Regions from separate parts of the Homo sapiens genome. Here regions 1, 3, 4 and 5 are each linked to region 2. The links are chromatin loops, found by intact Hi-C in ENCODE. Cell type or tissue: heart right ventricle. All regions are shown on one strand.

What was found. Hi-C counts contacts between places; a loop is a spot of excess contacts. Peaks named below come from ENCODE experiments on the same cell type or tissue, not always from the same donor. Only the 100,000 strongest peaks of a DNase experiment are listed, where the experiment ranks them.
Region 1: it touches region 2 in a loop (5-fold over the local background); 18 of 110 quality-filtered maps call a loop at or near these places.
Region 3: it touches region 2 in a loop (3-fold over the local background); 10 of 110 quality-filtered maps call a loop at or near these places.
Region 4: a loop joins it to region 2, with 4 times the contacts of the local background. A loop is called at or near these places in 10 of 110 quality-filtered maps.
Region 5: a loop joins it to region 2, with 27 times the contacts of the local background. A loop is called at or near these places in 18 of 110 quality-filtered maps.

What each region holds. Positions count from the first base shown.
Region 1 is chr2:76,962,470-76,967,469 of GRCh38, forward strand. All of the region lies in intron 3 of LRRTM4 (leucine rich repeat transmembrane neuronal 4), which reads right to left. Among named protein-coding and RNA genes, the nearest start is that of LRRTM4-AS1, 21 kb to the right of the region's middle. In heart right ventricle, no CTCF peak of the experiment used is centred here; no DNase peak of the experiment used is centred here.
Region 2 is chr2:77,519,654-77,524,653 of GRCh38, forward strand. It overlaps LRRTM4 (leucine rich repeat transmembrane neuronal 4), which reads right to left and starts at 2,723. Exons shown (of 4, transcript NM_001134745.3): 1 at 2,456-2,723; 2 at 2,015-2,165; 3 at 1-211. The coding sequence starts at 2,018. RefSeq lists an enhancer at 3,037-3,702. In heart right ventricle, a CTCF peak has its summit at 2,737 (motif pointing left); a DNase peak (open chromatin) is centred at 2,724; H3K4me3 peaks cover 1,975 bases.
Region 3 is chr2:77,432,791-77,437,790 of GRCh38, forward strand. All of the region lies in intron 3 of LRRTM4 (leucine rich repeat transmembrane neuronal 4), which reads right to left. Among named protein-coding and RNA genes, the nearest start is that of LRRTM4, 87 kb to the right of the region's middle. In heart right ventricle, a CTCF peak has its summit at 2,275 (motif pointing right); no DNase peak of the experiment used is centred here.
Region 4 is chr2:77,445,368-77,450,367 of GRCh38, forward strand. All of the region lies in intron 3 of LRRTM4 (leucine rich repeat transmembrane neuronal 4), which reads right to left. Among named protein-coding and RNA genes, the nearest start is that of LRRTM4, 75 kb to the right of the region's middle. In heart right ventricle, no CTCF peak of the experiment used is centred here; no DNase peak of the experiment used is centred here.
Region 5 is chr2:76,950,824-76,955,823 of GRCh38, forward strand. The region is part of intron 3 of LRRTM4 (leucine rich repeat transmembrane neuronal 4); the gene reads right to left. Among named protein-coding and RNA genes, the nearest start is that of LRRTM4-AS1, 33 kb to the right of the region's middle. In heart right ventricle, a CTCF peak has its summit at 3,111; no DNase peak of the experiment used is centred here.

The sequences.
Region 1 (5,000 bases), 560 kb before region 2:
ATATGATTATTTACTATTATGCTAATAAATAATGAAAGTGTATTTTTTTTTGTCTAGGGAGAGAAACAATATAAATAGCTGAACTTTTGTGGTGAAGTGACTTTTACTACTTCACCATTTAAAACCCACGTATGTATTTATTTTTAAAATAAAAATAAATGAAATAAATTTATAAGCAAATTCAGTAATATAATTGCAAATTTTGGTGAAATAAATTTTAATATAATATTAAATAAAATACTGTTTTAAAAATAGACAGAACATCTTAGGAATTAAAGCAAGTATTATGAAAGAAATTTCAAAGGGTATTACAGCTTACCTCATTCAACTCATTAAGATACAGATAATTGCAATGCTATTTGCACATTTCCAGAGCATTAAAAAGATGCTAAACTTTACATTTTTAAATGCCACCGTGACTCAGAAGCCAAAAGTTGATTTAGAAAATTTAAAAATAGCACACTTATACACACAAACACGTGCACCATCAGATCAGTCTCAATAAATCTCAATCATGATTATCAATGAACAAAAGGTAGAACTCTGACAATATTCAAAGTGTATATTAAGATAAATTATGCATAATAAATTTAGCTTTCATCTAAGAATTCAAAAATAATTCAATGTAATTATTTAATTGATCAATAAATGAAAATTTTCAACTTAATGACCTTACTCAATGTAAAAAATGTATTATAAAAATTTAATTCTTATTCCTGAAAGAGCAATGATTACTAAAAAAGTAAAAGTAAAATTAATATAACAATTTTATAGACTACAAACCAAGGGTCAACATTAAATTGTGATAAAATCCTAAATACTGTATTCTTAAGTAAATGGCGATTCTACTTAAGAAGGCATTACTATTAGTTATCATTGCTCTGGAACTATCTCCTTAGAAAAAAGTAAAGGAAAATCTGAAAAAATGTATTGATCAAGTGATTAAAACAGATTTCTCATCAGAAAATGGCTAAACCACATGATCAGGCAATACGTAATATAAACACATATGGCCAAGAAACCTTTGAAAAAATATTTGATTCAGAAATAATTTAAGAAATTCAAATTAATAAACAATGAAATTTATTTCTTCCTTGAGAATGAAAACACATTTAAAGATTCTTATAAGTATCATCTAAGCTATAAAATAAAAATGTATAAGGGGAAATTTAGCTTTATGTTTTCAAAGCCTTAGGATTTTCGTACTGTTTCATACTGCTTTTCCATATTTCAGACATATTACAGGGACATTCTCATGAATATTGGTCCCTTGACATATTGTTTATAATAGTGAAAAATATAAACAATGTAAATATCTAATAATAGTAAGAAGTTTGTACCATAGGTTAATGGCAGATAAACATTTAAGGAAGTATTTTTAGTAAGAGAATATTACCATAATTATATAATTTTAAAAATTTCATTTTTATATTAAATTTCTGAAAGTATATTACACAAAACATGTCATTAATATTTTAATAATGAATATTTTTATGGCCTACTGTATTACAAATTATGCTTTTCATTAAATTTATATACAATCAGAAATATATTATCAAATTTTAATAAGACAAATAACTTTCAGTGATAGACATCAAATAAATCTTCATAGAAGTAGTCAGAATTCATTTGGAATTCTAAAATAAAAATGAGCCTAAACCCCTATGAGCCAAACAAAATGAATGTTTGTAGCTGTGACCCTAATAGCACTTCACTTTAGTTGGAGGTAGACGGGGGATAGTGTTATGTGTTGTTTGGAGAATACTGTTAACATTTTAAGCAATAAAAAAATCAACTCTTCAGATATGCAAGACTTTATTAGTTGTCTATAGTGTCTGCTTTGTTGAGTGTAACTAGCCTCTGTTTCATTGAATGTAACATGAAATATGTGGAGGAAATAATTTTACAGATAAATTCAGGTCTACCATACAGAGTATTCCTATACTATCAAAAGTCAGAGCAGCTGAAATGTCCTCTGATTCTTCTGCATCATCCTCCAACAAAAGTGTTGAAATTTACCAATTGTTTTTTTCCTGTTCCTAAGTAAAGCTCAATAATTCTACAGGGGTCTGTACTCCCTGTCATATATTCAAATTGTTTGACATATTGAAAACTGAAATAAAATTATGGTTTTAGAATTGAGTAGTGCATATATTACAAAACATGAAAGATCTAAAATTAATAATCTAATCTTCCTTACTTTAGGAAATTAAAAAAATAAAAGCAATTTAAGCTTAAATCAAGCAGAAGAACAGAAACAATTAAAACTGGAAAAGAAATCAATAAATGTGAAAATGGGAAAACAGAGAAAAGCAATGAAATAAAAAACAATTAATAAAGAGAGAGAGATAGAAGACAAAAATTATCCATACCAGATATAAAAACTAGGCCCTTTGTAATTTTCCCATGGACATTAAAATAATAACAAAAGAGTACAACAAACAACTCTATACCCACAAATTTAATAATTTAGGTAAAATTAATACAATTCCTTGAAAGATATAAATGCCCAAAATTCAAAGAAAAATAGATCTGATTAAGCCCATATCTATTAATGAAATTGAATAAATGATTAATAACCTTCCAACCTTCCAAAAAATGAAGCATCTGGTCCAGATAGTTTCATTGGTGAATTCTACCAAATATTTAAGTAGGAAATGATACCAATTTTCCAGGATCTGTTTCAGAAAATACACACAGAGGACAAACTTCCTATCACATTCTATGAGGTCAGCATTACCCTACCAGCAAAAACAAATTAAGATATTATAGAAGAGTGAATGTAAACTACAGACCAATCTCTCTCATGAACACAGATGCAAACAATCCTCAACAAAATATTAGCAAATTGAGTTCAACAATGTGTAGAAAGAATTATACACCATCATCAAGTAGGATTTATTTCAGCTAGGCAAGGTTGATTCAAAATATGAAAATCAATTTATGTTATATGCCATATCAACAGGGTAAAAAAGAATCATATGATTATATTAATTGATATCTTTGATGAGCAGAAACATCTTTAATTTCTAAACATTTAACTTTGGATGATGTAACAAAAACTATTTTATTGTTTTGGGACCTAAAGTAAATACATACTTGCATATTTAACTCTTATAATTATTATTGTTTACAGGTTAAAAAAAACAGTATTCAAAACTGACTTAGCCTGATTTTAGCTGAATTCACATTGAGTAATTCTTGGTTCTACTACTTACGCTTTTCACTAGGCATTTCAAATAAACACTGTAACATGTTCTAACTGTAAAATACACAGTACTTGAAAACAAATTTATATAAATGAAACTATTTCATAAAATGTCACAATTACATAAGTTATATGTGCTCATTTAGGACAATTAAAAACTATGCAAATGAAAGTACTAATTATCATCCCTATAGGTATATCAATAAAGTGAAAACCGAGTATCTAAATTTGCCTTTGTACACCCTCATAATAACTGTAGGGGTTGATTGGAGCCAGGTACTCACTGGCCAGCTTCAAAAACAAATTGCAAAGAGATTTCCCAACATCTACTCTGGTGGCAAGAGTTGGCTACAAATCGTTCCTATCATATGACAACAATTTTAGGAAAGATGAAATCTATACTAGGATAGACAAAGGATTTTAAAGCATAGGCTATAATTCCCAAACCAACTCCCCTAACAGGTTTTATAGTAAATGGCAACAAATACTTTGAACATTGGAACATAACAATGAATTGCAAACAAAAAGAAAAGTGAAAGAGGAAGAAAAGAAATGGAGGGGAGGAGAAAGGAGGAATTCTAGTATCAGGTGAAATAGGAGAAGGAGGTAGAGGAGAAGAATGGGGAAAAGGAGGAGCAGGGAGCAAAGGAGGAAGTGGGAGAGAAAGAAAAGAGAGACAGCAAGAAGGGGGTTAGGAGTAATTACATGTATTTTTTGGTCTGTTGTGTGTTTTTGCTCTAGACTCTGACCTCATATTTACAGTTTACTTAGTAATAAAAGAAACAAATATTGAATCCTTTTCAGAAAATTTCAAACATGCATAAGGCTCTTTCACTTCTAAAAAATAACTACGCAAGCAAACAAACACAAGCAAGAAGAAAATCCCTCAATTCTCCATTTCCCATTGTAACTTAATTCTCTCCATCCTTTGTAAGTAATTTCTTGGAAAAATTATCACCTTCTTGTCTTCCGTTCACTTCTTCATCTTATTAGAATCCTGTTTAATCAAATTGGCTGTCCCAAAAATACTAGTGTCATGCTTTTAATGACAATCTAATTACCAATTCCAACATGATTTTTTGCAATTCTTATACAACATTGTACAGTGGTTGACACTGCCAATTAACCCTCTTTGGGGATTCTTAATAACATTCTCTGTGGATTTTGCTTCTACCTCTCTGACGACTTTTCAGATTGCTTGTATTGCCTTCATTGTTCATCTGGGTCCTTAAATATTTTCTTAAGGTACCCATTCAGCCCTCTCAATTTTTATTCTCGCATATTTTCTTGTATAATAGTATTACTATATTTTTAGCTTTTAAAACTGCCAAATCACCTATCAAATAAATAAATTTGTACTTAATCAGGCTCCTAAGTCACTATTTCCATCACATAACATCACATGTTTACTGTCTTGTAGCTGTTTCTACCTGTTATGCCTTATTATGTTTCTCCTTTCAGAATAAGTGCATTCCCTTGCTTTTTTTTTTTTTTTTATTCTTAGGAGAGGCACTACCATTTACCTATTCAACTAAATGAGTACTTGTGGATTTATTCCAGACACCTCCCTGAGTTTCATGCTCAATCAGTCAGAAAGTGCTAGAAATTGTATTGAAATCGTTCTCTGACCTAATCTTCTCTAGCTGCACAGTCATTATCAGTTGAGATACTAACAACACTATATACAGTTCCACTCACCAATCTATCGTGCATAACATTGGAGTAGATCTTTCTGTGTTGCAATTTTGATCATGTCACTTCCAACATAAGGTCACTCAGTGATCCTCCTCCC
Region 2 (5,000 bases):
CTGTTGAACCTTAATGATAAGCCTTGTGACCCTCCAGAAATGTTCTCAGGGATATCTGCGAAAGCATGAGACTCACAGTACACAATTTTGCCATCACATCTGCAGTTCTTTGGGCAAGCTCTCTGAGCACCCGTGAGCATAACAAGCAGCAGTGTAGGAAGTAGCACCAGCACCACACTCATGCCTTTCAGCTGCGTAATTAAATGGAAACCTACGATATTAAAAAAAAGACAGATGCACATTGTGAAGCTATTAAAATAAATCACCGTCGGTTTACCAACAACAGGGGCATTTCCTCTAGTGTAGGAATGGGACAGTTGATTTAAGGAAAATGCATTAACATTTCGAGCATTATTTTCTTCAGTGTTGCATGTTTGCTGCTTAGGTTTCACTTTTTCTTCCTTGATCTTCAAATCACCACAGTCCCATAGAATTAAGAAAAGCCTTTTTGAGTTTCAGGAGTTCCTACTTATTTCAACATTGAAAAGCACAGAGCCTTTCTCACCACTGAATGCTGACATTTTAGTAACAATAATATTTGGCTAACCACTGTATTGAACAACAGTACCAAAAGGAAGTGTACTATGTGCTCTGGTAAGGGCAAAAATGTGACTTAGTAAACCTGGTACCTGTACGTGTTTCCCAGTTGAGCAAACAGGCTGTGATTTGGCAAAAGAGCTTCAGTAAGCTGTCAAGGTAACCCAAGTTTGCCCTGCCTGAAATTGTGTACTTATTGCATAATAGGATCGCAATATGTGAGCTCTGAAAAAACAGCATTGAGACTAGTATAGGCAGCCAATGAAGCATTGGATGAAGACTAATAACGGTACGAGGTGCTCTCAAGTTGTTAATAAGCATAGATTATTGCATACTGTGGCTCCCTGCCCAACGATACAGGAGCTAAGACATCTAAATACTCATAACAGAGAACACTCCAAAGTTAAGACTATCAAAATTCGTATTATTTGCCTAAAAAGCAAAATAATATTGTGTAGTATCACTTTGCCATTATTTTAGAGTTGTTTTTGCAAATTCGAAGGATAAACAAGGAAAGAAGCAGCCAACTACTATTTTTCTCTACATCACCCTGATCTCTTCACATTTCTCACTGACTTTTTTCTCCCCTATCTCCATTAACTTCAGAAAGCCTGCAAAGTTACAATCTATTGGCACTTACACTGCATTTCCAAGTCATTGCATGTTAAGGGACTTCTTTCCTCCGTCAACAGTAGATTTATTATTTCTTAATGGAGAGAAAAAAAAAGAAACAACTACCATGTGTTGCAGTTTCTTTTTTTTTCTTAAATTTTTAAATTTTTAACCAAGAGGCAATCAACCAAATCCCTAATCTAAAACCCATCCTTCTTCTCAAACAGTTAAGTTTTTCTTTTTTTTCTTTTTAATTTAAAACCCGATCTTGCTCTCTGTCCTCTTGCCAGCTACAGACTCATTGAAATACATTCCAGCTCTCCCAGACAGGAGAAAGGGGGGGAAAAAAGCCAGTCACACTCGAAAAAATAAGACTGGCAAATGACTGCTGGAAATTCGGAAGCTGTGTTCAGGATCCAGCTTCAAAGATAAAACAAGCCCTTGTGCAACCTCTGATAAAGTAAGGACCCCACCCCTACATACACGCAGCAAAGTGTTAATAGTCATCCTGACAGCTACCAGAAACACAAGCCTCGTTAATATTATCAAGAAATAGAAGCAAACACAGTATTTATCTCCTTCTGAATTCCCAAGCTGTGGATACGCAGACAGTAGAAACAGTCTTAAAGATATTTCTCTAGAGTCTGTTTAAGTTCGTGTTGTGCATTTATAGATTAAAAAAAAAACACTGCAAAAAGGAAAATGATCTAAAAATATAATAGCAACTATAGTGAATCAACTGGCAAACTCAAAGGCTGCTGCTCTTTGCCTGTTTCCCCGTCTTTTATCTGCTAATGCCACGACTGAGGATAGGAAGCCAAGAGGATCAGCTTTGCTCAGAAGGAAACAACAAAAGTTCACTTACCCATCCTTTGTCATCCAAAAACGTTTCCCCCCTCTCTCAGCTTTCTTCTTATTTGGTCTCTTGTGCGGAAACCACCACCACCTTCATGACACAGTGCGGCTGTCATTCACACCATTCTGATCCCGCATGTGAGCTAGTAGCCCCATACAAACTTCCCCGAGAGGACAGGCAAAAAAAAAAAAAAAAAATACATATATATATATACATATATATATATATATAAAAAATCAGCACAGGGTGGGATGGTTGTGGGGGCAGGGAAAAGGAAGCCGTTGGGGGGATAGGGATGGGGGAGGGCCTCTAGGCTCTGAGGACCATTGTGTAATTCACCAGAGACCCATCAGCAGTAATTGGCAATCTGTGCAAAAGAGCTACAGCCCATCTCGGAGGTAACCAACTTCTCTGTAAAAAGAGAGGAAAAAAAGAAAATCTTCAGAATACCTGGCATTCCTTATTGTGCTGGCTTTTGCCATTCCCAGATAAAGCAATTCATCCTCTGGATTTTCAGTTCTTGAAGCAAGTAGGCCTCCTGTGCTGTATGAGACCCCAGTTTAAAAGCTATGCAGGCTAGGTTTATCCATTTAGCTGGTCAGGTTTAAAGTGTTTTGTAGCTGTGCTGGGAGGCAGCCCTTGTCTAATTCAGAAGGCTTTCCAGAGACTGATGATGCTCAGAGCTTGTTGGTGCTAATGCTTGAGTTTGTGATACACTGAGTGCCCTCCGCTGGAGAAAACAGATTGCACATTAAAGACGGGAACAAGTGAGCCTGTCAGTGGTGTGCAGCCTTCCCTTGCTCAGAAAGGGAAATTAAAGGCACAGAATCACTATTTTTTTCTCTCCAATAATTTAAAAGGTTTATGCCAAGGAGTTCCTTTCAGTTATAGCAAATATTAAGTAAAATACTGCTTCTCTAAATGTTATGCAATTAATAGTTTTTCAAAGTTGCCATGACCTGAAATTTGTTTTTTCTGCACGTCACTGGAGATTTATCATCTTTTGCAAATGACAGAAATTGTTGAAATTTAAGTTTTATTCACTGTTGCTGTTGGTTTGTTTTATTTATTTATATTGTTTTAAACTAACCGCTTATGGAAGAAATCTTATTCAAGGGAAAAATGCAATTTTAATCAATTTTAAACAGGTTACATTTAACATGTTTAAGTCTGATTTTCAAATTCTCAACCTTTGACATAAAATGCATTTTACAATTTTGTGCATTTTATTGAACAGTCTAGAACACTACTTTCTAAAAGTTTACATTTTTAGTCTTAAAGCAGTTATAATCTATAGTATATTACCAAATGTGAAGGTAACTAAGAGATAAGAGTAGAATTCTAGCTTGACATTCTTAGTGCAGCCATTATCCTTAAATCATCTACATTTAGAATGCAAATCATTTCTTATGCAAATCACTTATTGTAATGTGCAATTCCAGAAAAACAAAAGCACTTGAGTTCTGCATTATCATGGTATTACTCTAAAATGTGCAGAATATCCTCAGAATTAGAAGGGATGACATGATAAAACACCTGATATATATATAATTTAAAAGGACCTACACACTTTCTTTAAGCTTGGACAGACGTTGAAAAACATAGTGCATCACCTCCATTTTTTCCTCATTTTTACTAGTTTATTCCATAATCCTCTGGCAGATAACAATTTTTAGAATAATCCAGGAGAATGAATCAATGTAATGCAGGGAGAGACTGCTAGGTAAGACTGCTAACCTAATTTAGCAGACGTGAGAAATTTAAATGAATTTCACATAAGCATTTAGAATTGCTGTGGATCATCGCAAATAGATATTTTTAGAAAGAGCCTTGGTTTTAGATTGTTTGCCAAAATATTAATAATTAAGGGGGCTTATCATATAAATAACACATATAATTTGACTCAGATGTATGAGTAGGCAGTTGCAGGCAATTGTCTCATTACTAAGATTTCTTGAGGAACAGAAAGGAATAATATGTCCCCCAAATATATTCCTTTTCCACTAACTGATACTTGAATTTCTATCTTAGAAATGTGTGCCTTTGGCTTAAGGCTTAATACCTATTAAAATGCAAATGCACGCCAAAAGAGGCAGGATTATTGTGGTTGCTGAAAATAAGTATATCAATATAAATGTACACATACGATTTGTTCATAGTGGTGTAGTTTAATATAGAAACACAAAACCCACCCAAATATCAATGGTAGAGGATGAGTGAAGGGAAAATTAATATATTAATAAAATAGAACACACACTGCCATTAAAATTAAAATAAAGGGTGATATATGCTGATAGGAAATTAGACCACCATGTATAAAGTAAGCAAGGTGGGGCAGAGAACTCAGATAGTTAAGGGCAGTGAAAGGGAGTCTATTACTGTAAATAGAGCAAAATAAAATATTCAGAGCAGACTTTCCTGGAAGATGGATTATAGAAGTATTTGATTTCATCTTTTATTATAAAATTGTCTGTGTTTTCTAATTTTAAATATAATGAATATGTCATGTGTGATATCTATCAATATACGTGTGTGTGTGTGTGTGTGTGTGTGTGTATAACTTTTTCTTTGTTTGAATTCAGGATATGAAAACAGCTTTGCTAGAATGTTGGGAAAACCCCAGGATATTCTCTACATCCATAGTGTAATAACTGGCACATCTATAGTGTAATAACTGGCTAAAATGCAAATTTTGTTCAAAGTACCAGGATCTAACAGGTGCTACCTTCCAAAGTACGTGCTAGATTGTATGCAGAATTTACAAAGAAAGTGGCCAAAAGTCTCTTGAACACATTGTAATGATATAAAGGGTAAAGAAAGTTGAAAAAAGTAGAGGATGTTGTGTGGAAGATTTGCTTGGAAGAAGCTGTTTTGGTATCATCTTTACACACACACACCCTTCACCCAAGAAAAAGTGGTAGGTTTCTTGGCTCCTCAGCTTAAATTAACTATAGTGATAGGGACTTCCACAGGCACCTTGAAGAGCTTCTTATGT
Region 3 (5,000 bases), 87 kb before region 2:
AGAAGAGTCAGAGTCCTGTTTCAGTCTAGCTGAAACAGATATGTAAACAAGAGAAATGTAAACAGGATGAAGTAAGACTTCTCCTTTCAATACTTCTTACTAAGATTTTCTTTGCTTTGCTCTTTGGAGTATACTTTACAAGGCATTCTCCAAACTGTCTCTTTGTTTGATTCCCTGGAGATGTTTACATCTTCTGCCAGTGAAAAGATGATAGCTGAGTGAGCATTGTGTCTTTCCTCTCTGAAATGGGAGAAGGGCAATTGTGAAAGACAAGGCAGAAAAAGACAATCTACAGCTTTTAGACAGTTTTCAGGTAGGTTAGTTTTAAGAAATAGTACATGTGGATCTGGAAATTAAATTTCTTAAAACTATACATGCTTTTGTAACCCCAAGCCTTCGTACTGTACCAACAGATAAAAATGTTCAATTGTTTGAAAGCTGCTGCCCTGAAGAAGAACTTGAGCAGAACTGCCCATTTATTTCCTTAAAAATGAAAATAGGAGAGAATAGATGAACAGAAAGTTATGAGGGCAGTATGAGGAAGATATGATGTGCAGGGAGGCTATAATATTATATTTTGAGAAAAAAAGAAGTGGGAAAGGTCAAACAGAATTAACCATAACACTTTAAAATCAAAACGGATTGCCAAGTTCAGAGAAAGCTTATCTTCCATCTCAACCTTGCACCAAAATTAACAAATCTAAAAATGACTAGATCTTTAAAAGTCAAACACTATGCCTATAAAGTTTGCTTATTATGAAGTAGAGTGTGTAGGAAAGCAAGATGATATACTTATCAGGTAATATTCTGATATGTTTACCTATAGATTTTCCATTCTTCATTGCCATAAGACCTTAGGCCATTTTACCACCAATTAAGGGAAGCCATAGCAGACATTGAAAAACCAAAAAGAAGGATTTCTTGGCTTTGGAGTTTTCAAATGTTGAAGTCCTAACACAAACAACAGGAGTGGAAGGAAAATTCACAAGCCACTGGGATGCTGCAGAATGAGTAGATAAGGCTCTCTCCACCGATCTTTGAGCTGGGGCATGAGAAACATCAGAGAGAAGAGCAGAAGAATTAATTCTGTTTAGGAATAGGTCTCTGATGGCTTTCTGTCTTGCATTTTAACCCATCTGAGCTTCATGCAAAGAGGCACAACAGAATCTCTACACAAGTTATGGGATTTGAGAGCAGAGGATATCTGAGCCCACAAGAACCATGCGGTTCTAGACTTCCCAGCATGTAAGTTGCTGTAGCAATAAAGTAGACATAATTGTCCAATGGGTCTAGATGTGAGATTGCCCTACTAAGTTTCCCACAGTGATAAAATTAAGATAATATCCAAAAGATCCCTCTGGAGATCTTAAAGCTGTAGAGAGTGACATCAGCGTTAGGATGTTGAACAGACACAATCATGTGTGTAGACTTTTTTTTATCAGATCCCAGATTGGGAAAAAAAAAAAAAGTTTTCCACATGTCAGAGCAGAATGGCTCTTACTGAATAGGAACCAGGAAAATAAAAATGCTGCAAAAGATACCAAAACAGGCCAATAGTGACCAAGAACCCAGCCACCTTTCATGGGCCTTGATGTGAGTCAGAAACGTACATGCAACTTTTGAAACAAAGGGAGAAAATAATAACACTTGATCTGTTAAAAAAAAAAAAAACTAATGGATTGAGTTTATTAACAAATGGCTAATTTTCTTTTAAAAACAGTCTTAAAAGAGCTGGTGGCAGAAATTAATTAGAGTTATGCAAAAAAGTTACATATTTTACACACCACAATTGATACATCTTAATAACCATTGGTACATAAAATTAACATAATAGCTGTAATTTATGGAGAACTTTCTCTCCAGGTTTGGTGTTCAGTACTTTGCATGCATTATTTTATCTTCTAAACAACTCCATAATTTAGAAATTGTTTTACAGCATTCCCATTTTAAAAGTCAGTAAAGCATAGTGATTTGCCCAAGGTTACCAAGCCAATAGGTGGTAAAATCAGAAATAAAATTCAAATATATTCACACCAATTATCCTACCCTTAGTAATTACACCAAATAACTATGACCATAAAGATGGATAGTGATGTTGGTGAGTGAATATGTAAACTGTAGCTATATTGAAGGTTGTGTTTCCACCTCCTACTTTAGAGGACCTAGTCATCCAGTTTTAGGGATTCTCAGTGGTCACTATTGCTATCTTGGGTCATACAATTTTTTGTTCTCAATTGTTTGTCCTATGCATTGTAGGATGTTTAGCAACATGCCTAGCCTCCCTCTGCCCACTAGATGCCAGTAGAACTCCCACCCCCAAGTTGTGATGACAACAAAAATCTCTATTCATTGCAAAATTTTCTCTGGGGGGCAAAAGAGCCCCTGGTTGAGAAGCACTAGGTAACATACATTTAGAGTGACTGAGTGGCCAAAGGACCTCTTTCTTTACCCACTGTCCTGAGTCCAGTTTTGAGATTTGTTGTGATCTCATAACTGATGTTGAAGACTTGAATCCAACTAATTAAAAGAATTGGAGCTGTATCTACAACTCATGAAAAGAAATTGCATCATGAGACATATTTTAAAGTTTTATTACTCAGCTATTCCTTAAAGAAATTGCTGTATTGCTTAGCTAAACATTCTTAGGTCAATTATCCTATATGTGCATATTCTTTAATTTCTTACATGAAGATTCAATATCCAATTTATATAAAATGATTATAATGATAACATTAAAAATAAACCCAACATTTGTTTAAAGGTCATGCAAAGTCATACCGAATGGGCCAGTGGTGACCAAGAACCCAGCCACCTTTCATAGGCTTTGATGTGAGTAAGAAAGATACATGAAAGTTTGGAAATAAAGAGTGAATATAATACTTCCTAATCTGTTAAGAAACTACAACACACAGGACAGCCCAAAACGTTCCTCAATTCAAGATGTTAATAGTGGCAAGGCTGAGAACCTCTAAAGCTGGACAACTAGGTCCTCTAAGGTAGGAGGTGGACACAAAACCTTCATATAGCTTCAGTTATATATTCATTCATCAATATCTTTATCCCTCCTTACATTCATGAAGTACTCCTGCAGATTCAGGACACTAAAACTTTTACCTAGACCATACTGCAAGGGAAAAAAATATCAAGGATTAATGGTATAATTAGAGAATTATTGATTCATTTCTTCGTTCAGTTTTAATTCATTTATATCATTCACATGAGCATCCATTCTTAGATAATTTTGACTCTCCATTTATGTAGAAATATATATGAATAGGAGAGACATTGATAAGTTCAAACAGAGTAGAGTGTTGTAAGAAAACATATTAAAAGCGGTACCAAAATTACTGAATCATCTATTGATAAAACATGCTGCATATTCTTATGGGACTATGAGAAAAAAATGCCCAAAGCAATGACTAAATCGTTAATAGACTATACACATTTGAATAAAGTCTAGTATGTTACGTAGTGGTGAGGTTACAATACTAAACATGACATATACCTTGAACGTCTAGCAATGCTAAGCTAATGATGGCTAGAATCCTAAATACAGAAAATCATCTGTCTTTGAATAGCAATGCTAAGGTTGTTTGATAATAATACAAGTTAAATTAAATTAATTATATGTGATTTTTATAATCATATATAATTGCTATAATTTATTTTATGTAATTTATATAATACCATAAGATTAAATAAAAATTAGAAGTCAGAGCTTGATGTTAGGAGAAAGTAAGTTTTGGACCAATAGAAAAGGGATTAATTTATTATAGAATCCATTACCATCAGAAATAACATGCGTTTAAACAAACGAATAGATTCTAGAAAGCTTTAGATGATTTAAATGGGTGACAACTCACCATGCATAATCTTTTGATAATGAAATATATTAAAATAAAGAAAAAGGAAGTAAAGACATAACCAATACATTAATTTCTGCTTTTAGTTCTATAATGATAAGTAATGATCACATATTTTCTGTATGTAGTATATAAAACTAAAAGGCAATGTTTTATTGGTATAGACAAATCTTTCTGTTACTCTTTCTCTAAACAACAAAAATAACAAAGTATAAGTAGATAGATTTAATATAACCCACAGTCCATTCTGAGTACATCTATAATAAGGAATATTTTTATCACCCAAACATCCACATAACATATATATAAACAAAAATATTAATATAAATAACTTATCTATAAGAACTCTTATGTGTCTGGTTTGTAGGATGAGAAAGAAAAGTATGCTTATCTGTTTTGACAGTGATCTGATTAAAAAGAACCCACAATATAGTGAATTTGCTAAGGGTAGCCATTTTAATTAAGATGACCTTTCAATATTGGTCTGTTACATTTCTAGTTAGCTAAATTTGACGATTTTTATGAATTTTTGATTAAGCAAGATGTTTAGTATAAAGGAATCAGAAATATCGTTGATATTTTTAAACATGAAATTTTGAGCTTATTAAACATACCATTCTGAGCAGGCAAGCATGAGAAATTTTAAATATGCTTTGCATTTCACAACAGCTTCCTATTATACAGAGATTCAACCCTCTAATGAACTCTATTTGTTGACTCATGCAAGAAAACAAGGTAATTGCATTATCTCAACCCCACTGACTTTTTAAGCCATGGTGTTAGAACTATTACACCTATGTTTGAAATGAAATATATTAAAAATAACCAAGTTACTTTGAGGAAATTGGGCATAACCTTTTCATATAAAAGAAAGAAATCTCATTGAATTGGAATAAAAGTATACTTCGAGTAAGAACATTTAACTCACTAGATAAGTGTAAAACATTAGCATTACTCTGCAAAAGTTATAAAGTGATTAAAAATGACATAAAAAGTACAGTACAAAACTTAATTGAATCATGTTTGATAGAAAATGTAAGGCCAGAATATTTAATGACTATCTAGTTTAGGGTTTTTGTGTTTCTATGGGCTATTTAAGATTGCCTTAGTTCCTTTTTGAATGTTTTTCTCTCCTGA
Region 4 (5,000 bases), 74 kb before region 2:
GAAAGTATTTTCCCTTTCAATCCTTGAAGCTGGACTAAGTCTCTTCTACCACTTGTACACCAAATGCCCAGCATATTTTGTTATTTCTCTTTTGCTCGCCTATCTTTTCTTATGATTTCTTCCTCCTTTTTCCCAAGCTTTCTCCTTAATCTTCAAACGATTTCTGAGTCTCTCTGTAACATGGGGGTGAAAGTGTAGCATAGCAGTTTTCTCCTTTACTAAGCATCAATGAAGCACATTTGGAAATAAGCTTAACATGCTCAGGATATCAATGTACATTTTCACATCTCCAAACAAAATACCATTTGTCACAGTTACAATACATTTGGGGTCCTTTAATTTCAAGATTTATACAAATGTTTTCACAAATAAATAGTTACCATTTTCCATTTCCTAGTTCTAAGACTGCAAGCTGTGTGGCTTGGGTGTTTAACTTCTCAATTTTCTCACCTATAAACAAGTGATAAAAATACCACCTATCTGATGGGCTTTCGTGAGAAATAAATGAAGTAAAACCTGCAAAAATAGTCAAAACAGTGTCTGGCACATAGCAAGTAGTCAGTGAAAGATAGTTATTGATATTATTAGTATCATTAACTTTATTTTCCTAAGTGAGATGTAATCATAATGCAAAAAATATGGAGCATGTTCTGAGTTCCTTTGAGACAGGGTTGGGGACTGATAGGTTATATAACGTAAGCACTTTCAAAATAACATTATCATCATATAATCTATATAGGTAGCACAGAACAATGCTTCACTAAATATTTGACTCAACATGTAATAGGCAATCTGTTTATTTTAGTAAATAAAATGCTATGGGTTTTTTTCTGTATCATGTTTCTCCATCTTGGCACTACTGATATTTTGGTTCATACCATCGTTTGTAGAGAGTATTTTTGTGTATTGTAGGATGTACAGCAGCATCTCTAGTCTCTTCCCACTAGAAGTGTTGCACATTCTTCCTGCTGAGGTGTAATAATGTTTCCATAAATTGTCCATTATCCTCTGGGGGTCAGGAGGCAAAATTACCCTAGGTTGAGAACAACTGATTTACATTGATCTTCAAAGATATAATATTGGGTCATAATCTTCAACAACAAGATATAGCTTATATTGAATATTAACAGAATAAAAAATAGATTATTCTTACAACTAACTTAGTACCATCAGCGATTTGCAATAATTAGCCCTTTGTGGGGCCTAATTTGACCTAGTTCCAACATAAACTCATACCTTTTTTGCTTCTTTAAGATCGAACATCAGCCACACTGTCTTCCTCTCATTTTATTGATGTAAACAAGAGTCAGAGCTTGGACTTCAGCCATAACAAGACAGCACTTTAAATATGGATACTGTAAAATCATGATGCGCTTCCCAAGATATGCCATTTTTCTCCCCTAAGACTACTCTGGCCATCTCTAATCCCAGATTTGGTGAAGTCTGCCATTACCCTCTACTAGTATAAGAAAGTAATGTAAATAATAACTCAGGCTTTGAGGACTCACAAAGGTATCCAAAATTATGGAAACATGTTTAAGAATAAATTTGAAACTTTCTTGACAAATCAAATAGGTGTTTGTCATTTTACAGTTTATAAGATATGAATCCAAAACTAGTACAAAATAAAGGTGGAGGCAGTAGAAAAATCTAGTGATGCAAAACAATTTTTTAAACATATTACCAGAGGCAGAAATTATAAGGAATGGGGTCGTTATTGCATATACAATGTGAATGAACATATGTACATATATGTGGATATTTATGGGAGAAGCTTCACATCTTTCACCAGATTCTCCAATACTTTAAAAACTCCAAGTATAGTCAGTTCTACTATAACACTTGTTTTGAAAATGCAAATTTTTCCAAGGCAATTTGTGTGTGTATGTGTGTCTGTGTGTCTATGTGTGTTTGTGTGTGTGTGTATTGTAAGCAAGTATATCTGTAAAGACATAGGTATATTTATATGTGTACAGATATAAATATATTTGCTCATGTGCAATTCTGCCCACAAGAACAATAGGCACATGCAGAAAACTGTATCCGGCTCCAGCTGAATAGAGCTTGGTAGGAAACACTGATACCTGACACATCACTGAGGTATCTCAATTCACCATGTGTTATTAGCCACACCCATCCACATTCTATGTCCAATTTCAATAACCCTCCTTCTGTCACTTTATAATAACTCACAAGCTTCAACCATTCTAACATCTGCATCCACAACATAGTTTATGTGCCATAATTCTTGTAGTATTTCTATATTTTTAACCATTCAACACGTATGCAACTGTTAGACTTTTTTTTGATGTTTGTCTTTTAATATGTCATTGACAAAGTTTTTGAGTATCAGACCCCTAACTCTGTTTCCCCCAAGCCCTGTGAATTGTATTGCACAATTATGCAGAGCACAGTGGTTTTTCAGAACACATATGGCATGTTATAGCAGACCCCGACTGTAGTTTAATGATGTTGGCAAACATTCCTCGTGTTGTTGGATTTAGCTCACTGTTTCCACACAAAGGTGTTAGTAATGAATGTTGAACGTGGGGATTTTAGCATTTTATTAGTACAGTTTATTTCTTCAATATCTCCCTTTTTATATAAAAAGCAGAGAAGGTATTATTTATTGAAAGAATGGATTAGATGAGTGAACCATGGGGACAAAAAAGAGAAAGGTGCAAAAGACAGAAAATAAATTATGAAAATGTTCCTTTTCCTTAATCATTCTCTAATTAATTTCTTATCCACTCTCGAGGGGCTAGAAAGTAGGACGTGTACCATATTACACAGAAGGTGGCATTAGCTCCTTTGTCACTGTTGGTAAGATTTTGCATATGAATCAGCTGTTGTGATGTGGATAGCTCAGTAGGTTCTGACCTCCTGTTCAGCACTGTGGTTCAACTGCAGACACCATGAGATGATTGGCAAGGCCAGTGCATACCTGGCTTCTGGTAGAGATCAGCCTTTTACATAAGAGACGAAATTATCACTCATGATATACATAGTACCTTCCTGAGTCTCATCTTAAATTATTCTTTTGCATACAATAACTAAAACACTAGAGGGATACAGTTTGCAGTTTTGTATCTGTATTATTCTAATTGTATTATCAAAAAAATCTCTTTTCAAGTATCTTCATTCATCTCTGCAGTCTGCATTTCAAATTACCATCATCTGATGTGTTATAATGGGAGAAGAACTGGGAAGTTCATTTACATAATTCTTATTCTTACTGCCTTCCTTCTTTAGGTCCATTTTCGCTATCAAAAAAAGATGAAGTAAAATATTAGTGTGGGCATGAGAGAGAGTCTCTTGGAGGTATAATTCTAGAAGTAGAAATACCAGGTTGTACAGTGATCCCTGCTGTAATATTTTACTTTTATAAATGGATGCTCTTTGACAAGAATCAGAACAGTATATTGTTTCCGCGTGTACCTAACAAAGTTAAGAATGCATTTTCTTATGTTTAGTTGATTTGTTTTCAAATCTGACCTTGTCAATTGGCAATCATTCACATGATATTTGTGGAAAGTGGCCAGTTTAAACCATTTTACTATATTTGCAACTGATATTGACATATTTGAAATTTGATTATCTTGATCATAGGTATATCAGAAGTATTTTTATAGTTCCTTTTGTGTCTATGTGACATGCATCATGATTCCTAACATAAGGAATAGCAGTGAATTGAGTCTAAAAACATCAATTAATCTTTAAGTTTATATATCCATTCCCTGTCATTGGATAAACATTTTAGGCTGAAAAAGGACCTAAAATCTTAAGGAATCTGATTAGTTTAACCAACATGAATATGCGTTTAAGATAATTTTAAACTTTTATTTTACATTAAGAAATCCAAACAACATATAAATCTAGAAAAGTTTTATAGCGCAGGTTCATTGGCATAAGCTTTAGAATGAGAGGATTTTTTCAAAGTTTGGCTGTTTCACTTATTAATTAGAGTCTTTGCATGCCATTTATCTCATGTTTTAAATAATAAAATGATACGAGAATTGTGAAAAGTCTAAAAGTAGATAATGTACAGAGTGGATATGTGTCATTTTTGTTTCTTATTTATTTGCCTTTTCAGAATTTTGACTGGCTTCCTCTATTTTATGGAATCTCCCATCTCATGAGATAAAGCATTCCCAAAGTTATAGAAACTAAAAGTACCAGGCTCATTTCCCAGTCTCTCTTATTACTAAGGTTCAATCATGTGACCTACACTCTGCCAGTTTGAAGCACCCTCCACCAGCCTTAAATCAGAAGCTGGTGATAGCCGGGACTATACGGAATACACTGCTGAAAAAGGTAGCCACTCGCAGCAACTGTATCTTGTCTAGTGTGCTGTGTTGGTGAGGTTAGCACTGCCAAAAACAGCTCCTGGTGCCCAGTGTGACCACAGTGTTGCTTCAATGGATCAATTTATGCCAAAAGGCATAATTTTGGATGCTACTACTGACAATGTCACCTCAATTCCCGTCTCTCCAGCGCTGCTGTTAATGAATTCCACTCCTACCTAAACCAGCCAGAGTCAGTTTTTCTTGCTTTTGGCAATAAACCTTGCCTGATACAGTATACTAAATACTTAAGCAGGACCAAGTCTATAGTAATAATGCATATAACTCCAACAAGTCAGAAACACTTGGCTTATTTAGTGTTGTATTCCCAGCACCTAGTTCAAGTAACATATAACAGACATGAAACAACTATATATCAAATAAATCTTTAGTCATGAAAATTTTACTCATTGAAGCATTATTTAAAACACTTTTAATATGATATTTATATGACACCTGATACTACCTGGTGGCTTCATATTTGCTTTAGAGAGATGTTATTCAACAGCTTAGGAGTTATATAATATTAAAACTCTCCTCTTTCTCTCTCCGTCTCTCTCTCTCTCTCTGTCATGCACACACACACACACACACACACAAACACAGACACACACACACATACATATCTCATCAGGTACAAAGTTACAGGGTACATAA
Region 5 (5,000 bases), 570 kb before region 2:
TTCAGCCATATTAAGACTAGGCTAAAATGAACTAGAGTTTCCGAGATGTCAGAAAAACCTCATTGTTTTCCTGACAATGTGTCTTCAAATAAACCAGACAGATGCATTCACGTGCAGCCTGTTTTCCTTCATTTCAACACTTTGGAGGAGGAATCCATCAATGTGATTTAAGAATAGATCTGCATATTAATGTTTTCTATCATAAGGAGGAAATAAATACAGTAAGTGTAGCACATGTAATTTAATGATGATGTTATTCACAGAAGGTTTATACAAAAGTCAAATGATAGATTGGCTGCTCTGAATAATAGTTGGAAAAAATTATAAGTCTTGTTCTAAATTTTAAAAGTAAACTTATAAGCATCAAGGAACAATAAAGCTGAAGTGATTAGCAGTGTAAAAATATCTGTCCTGTGATTTAACTTGTCAACATGTATGAAATTTAATGGTAAATATGAAAGACGTATAATGATTAGGAGAGTATGAACTGCTATTCTTAAGGATGGCTTCTCTTTCAGTCACTTTTTTCTAGGTATCGGAGTCTATAAAAAAACAATTTATTTCTTTTAAAAGATAATTACCGTTAACCTAGAGTTTCAACTCTACTCTTCATAATGACAAAATGTCTTTCTCTATTAATTAAAGAAAAGCAGGTCACTGGACCACATCTTTTTTTTGTTTGTTCCAAATAATATTTACCTAGCCTTTATTGTCACAGTAAGAGAGGTGAACCTTAAAAATTTCAAGGTTTGTTTGACTATAAGAAATTGCTGCTCAAACCTTCAGATAATAGATAATTTTTTTCTTTTACTTTAACTTCTGGGATACATATGCAGAACATGCAGGTTTGTTACATAGGTATACACGTGCCATGGTGGTTTGCTGCACCTATCAACCCATCATCTAGTTTTAAGCCCCGCATGCATTAGGTATTTGTCCTAATGCTCTCCCTCCCCTTGCTCCCCTCCCCCTGACAGGCCCCAGTGTGTGATGTTCCCCTCCCTGTGTCCATGTGTTGTCATTGTTCAACTCCCATTTATGAGTGAGAACATGCAGTGTTTAGTTTTCTGTTCCTATGTTAGTTTGCTGAGAATGATGTCTTCCAGCTTCATTCATGTCCTTGCAAAGGACATGAGATCATTTTTTATGACTTCATAGTATTCCGTGGTGTATATGTGCCACATTTTCTTTATCCAGTCTATCACTGATGGGCATTTGGGTTGGTTCCAAGTCTTTGCTATTGTCAACAGTGCAGCAATAAACATAGGTGTGCATGTGTCTTTGTAGTAGATATTAGCTATAGTAGGCTATAGTAGGCTTTTGGCAAAGTCTTTAGGGTTTTCTAGGTATAGGATCATATTGACAGGGAAGAGATAGTTTGACTTATTTTCCTGTTTGAATGACATGTATTTCTTTCTCTTGTAGAATAATCAGATGGCCTGCAGATTTGGAGAAAATATTTGCAGACTATGCCTCCAACAAAGCTATAATATCCAGAACCTATGAGGAACTTAAACAAATCAACAAGAAAACAACAAATAACCTCATTTAAAAATGGGCATGAACAGACATTTCTCAAAAGAAGGCATACGTGTAGCCAACAAATATGAAAAAATGCTCACTGTCTCTAATCATCAGAGAAAGGCAAGTCACAACCACAGTAAGATACCATCTCACACCAGTCAGAATGGCTATTAATAAAACGTCAAAAAAGCAGAAATAATGGCAAGTTTGTACAAAAAGGGGAACACTTATACACTGTTTGTGGAAATGTAAATTAGTTCGGCACGGTGGAAAACAATTTGGAGATTTCTCAAAGAACTTAGGAAACAGAGCTACTGTTTGACCCAGCAATCCCATTACTGAATATATATCCAAAAGAAAATAGATCATTCAGCAAAAAAGACAAATGCACTTGTATGTTCACCACCGTATTATTCACAATAGCAAAAACATGGTACCAATCTCGATGTCCGCCAGTGTGGGGGACTGGGTGTGGTACACATACACTACAGAATACTACACAGTCATAAAAAGAATGATATCATGTACTTTGCAGCAGCATAAATGGAGCTGGAGACCATAATCCTGAATATATTAATGCAGGAAAAGGAAACTACTGCCTGTTCTCCCTTATAAGTGGGAGCTGAACATTTAGCATCCAAGGACATAAATATGGGAGCAATAGACATTAGAGACTACTAGACAAGAAAGAAAAGAATGGGAGAATGGTTCAAGAAACTACCTATTGGCTATATGCTCACTACCTGGATACAATATACTAGTGTAACAAACCTTCATATGTACCCACTGTATCTAAAATAAAATTTGAAAAAAAATAAAGTAAAAAAAAAAATAGTATACCTGGAAAAAAAGAAAAACTTCAAACAAGAAGAGTTTATGGATGTCACCATGATAACACAATAGACTATTCCAGACCTTTTCCCCCACAGGAACACTGATCTAACAACAGTATATGGACCAAAAAGCCTCTATGAGAACTTTAGAAATCAGTCAGGAAGTGGCAGTACTCCATGCAACCTCAAAGCCAAGAATAGTTGCTTTGAAACGGGCAAAAATGCTATTTTATTTCAAACAAGAGAGCACCTTTCCTAACGCAGCACTGCTCACAATTGGTAGGAAAACACACGCGCACACACACACATTACGTTCTCTTGTGAGGGAAAGAGAAGAGTAGAACATACATCATATATTTCATCATTTTTGGGAAGCTGCCCAAGGGACTGACTAGGAGCACTGAGAGTTAACTGGTATACCTTGAATGTCTGGGGTCCACAGAGATCAAAAGAGAGTTCAGCAGCTTATTGAAGCCCTGGACTACACATCATACCACACAGAAACCAGCACAATTCACCACAATTGGGATTAAATGCCTGGTTTGTGGCTTCTCTCTTGGGAGGGAAAAAGTAGAGTAGAATGTGCATCTGATATTCAGCTTTTCTGGGACTGTTTGAGGTACTGATTACTGTCTTATCTGACTCAGAGTCCTGATGGGAGCTGGCATAATTTGTATGCTTGAAGGTTACAGAGCACAAGAGAGGTCAGTAGCTTATGACAGTATCAGAGAACCTGCAATACCACAGACAGACACCAGAGAGAGCAAGAGACTACAACCTCCTGAGAAAGAAACTGACAAGCCTCTTCAACAGAGAAACTACGTGCACAAGCCTGGAGAAAAGACCACATGTATAAAAGATTTGAGAAGCCCTCAGAGTCTCTAGCCAGGCAGGCTGGGGGTGGTCTTTCTCTGAATGAAGCCAGTCCATAAAGACTCAGAGAGGTAGGTTTTTTCAAAGTGTATGGATCCCCACACAATGTTACACGGCATGTAAAGAAATAGAAATAAGGCCTAATCAAAGAAACAAAATAAATTTTTAGAAACAAACTCTAGGGAAATAGATGTATATAAATTACATAACAAAGAATTCAAAATAACCATCAAAAAGATGACCAATAAGCTCAGAAAACAATGCATGAACAAAACGAGAATATCAGCAAGATAGAAATTAATAACAAAGCAACCAACAAAAAACAAAATTTTGGATATGAAGAATACAATGACCGAATTGAAAAATTCACTACAGTTTCTAGATCAATCCAAAGAAAGAAATCAACAGACTTGAAGATAGGTCATTTGAAATTATCCAGCCTGAGAAATAAAAAGAAAAAAAAAATGGAAAAGAGGGATGAAAGCCAAAGGATCTAAAGTATACCATCAAATGAACAAATACGGGAGTTCCAGACGAAGAAGAAGAGAGAAAGGGCCAGAAAGCTTACTTGGACAAGTATTGGCTAACGTGGTCTGAAATCTGGGGAAAGAAATGAAAGTCCAGATTTGAAAAACCCAGTGAATTAGAACTGAAATGAACATAAAGAAGCCCACGCTGATATACGCGATAATAAAATTATCAAAATTAAATAATGAAAACAATTTCTAAGCAATATGAGAAAAGCAACTCATCACATACAACTCACCACATCACATACATATTCATAAGACTATCAGTGATTTATCAGCAGAAACCTTGTGGGCCAGAAAGACTTGGTATGATATAGTAAAAGTGCTGGGGACAAAACAAAAACAAAAACAAAACAAAAAAACCGCCAGCCATAACATAAATACCATAACCAACAACAATATCCTTCAGAAATGAAGGGGAAACAAAGACTTTTCCAGGAAAACAAAAGCTGCAGGAGTACATCACCATTAGACCTGCCTTCCACGAAATCCTAAAGGGAACTCTTCATGTTAAAATAAAAGGACACAAGACAGCAACATGAAAGCATGTAAAAGTATGAAGCTCACTGATAAGGGTAAATTTATAGATAAATAAAAATATGGTAATTCTGTAATGGTGATGTATAAATAACTTTTAATTCTGAAGTAGGAGTTAACAAAAAAGTATAAAAATAACTACAACGATTAAAATAGGTCAATTGACACACAATATAAAAAAATGTGACTTGTGACATCAATGTAAAAAAGTCCGTTGGGAGAAAAAAAGTGTAGTGTTTTTGTATGTGATTCAAGTTAAGTTGTTACCTACTTAAAACAGATTGTTACCATGATAAGGTGTTTTATGTATGGTAATCATAAGAAAATATAGACATAAGATATGAAAAATAAAATGAGAAAGGAATCAAAGTATGTCACTACTAAGAATTCAATAAAACAGAAAAGAAGCAAGAGGAGAGGGTAAAAAAGCTACAAGACAGCGATATGAACTGTTTATGTTCTTCTTAAATTCATATGTTGAGTTCTCAATTCCCAATACGATGCTATGTAGAGGTGGGGCCTTTGGAGTGTAATTAGGTCATGAGGGTGGAGCTCTCTTGAATGGAATTAATGACCACCTAAAAACAGAAGAAGATGCAGGATCTCACCTTTCACTCTCCACTTGGGGAGGGTACAAGGAGTGGATGACCGTCTGCAACCAAGAGTGGGCCCTCACCAGACACTAAATTTACCAGTACCTTGA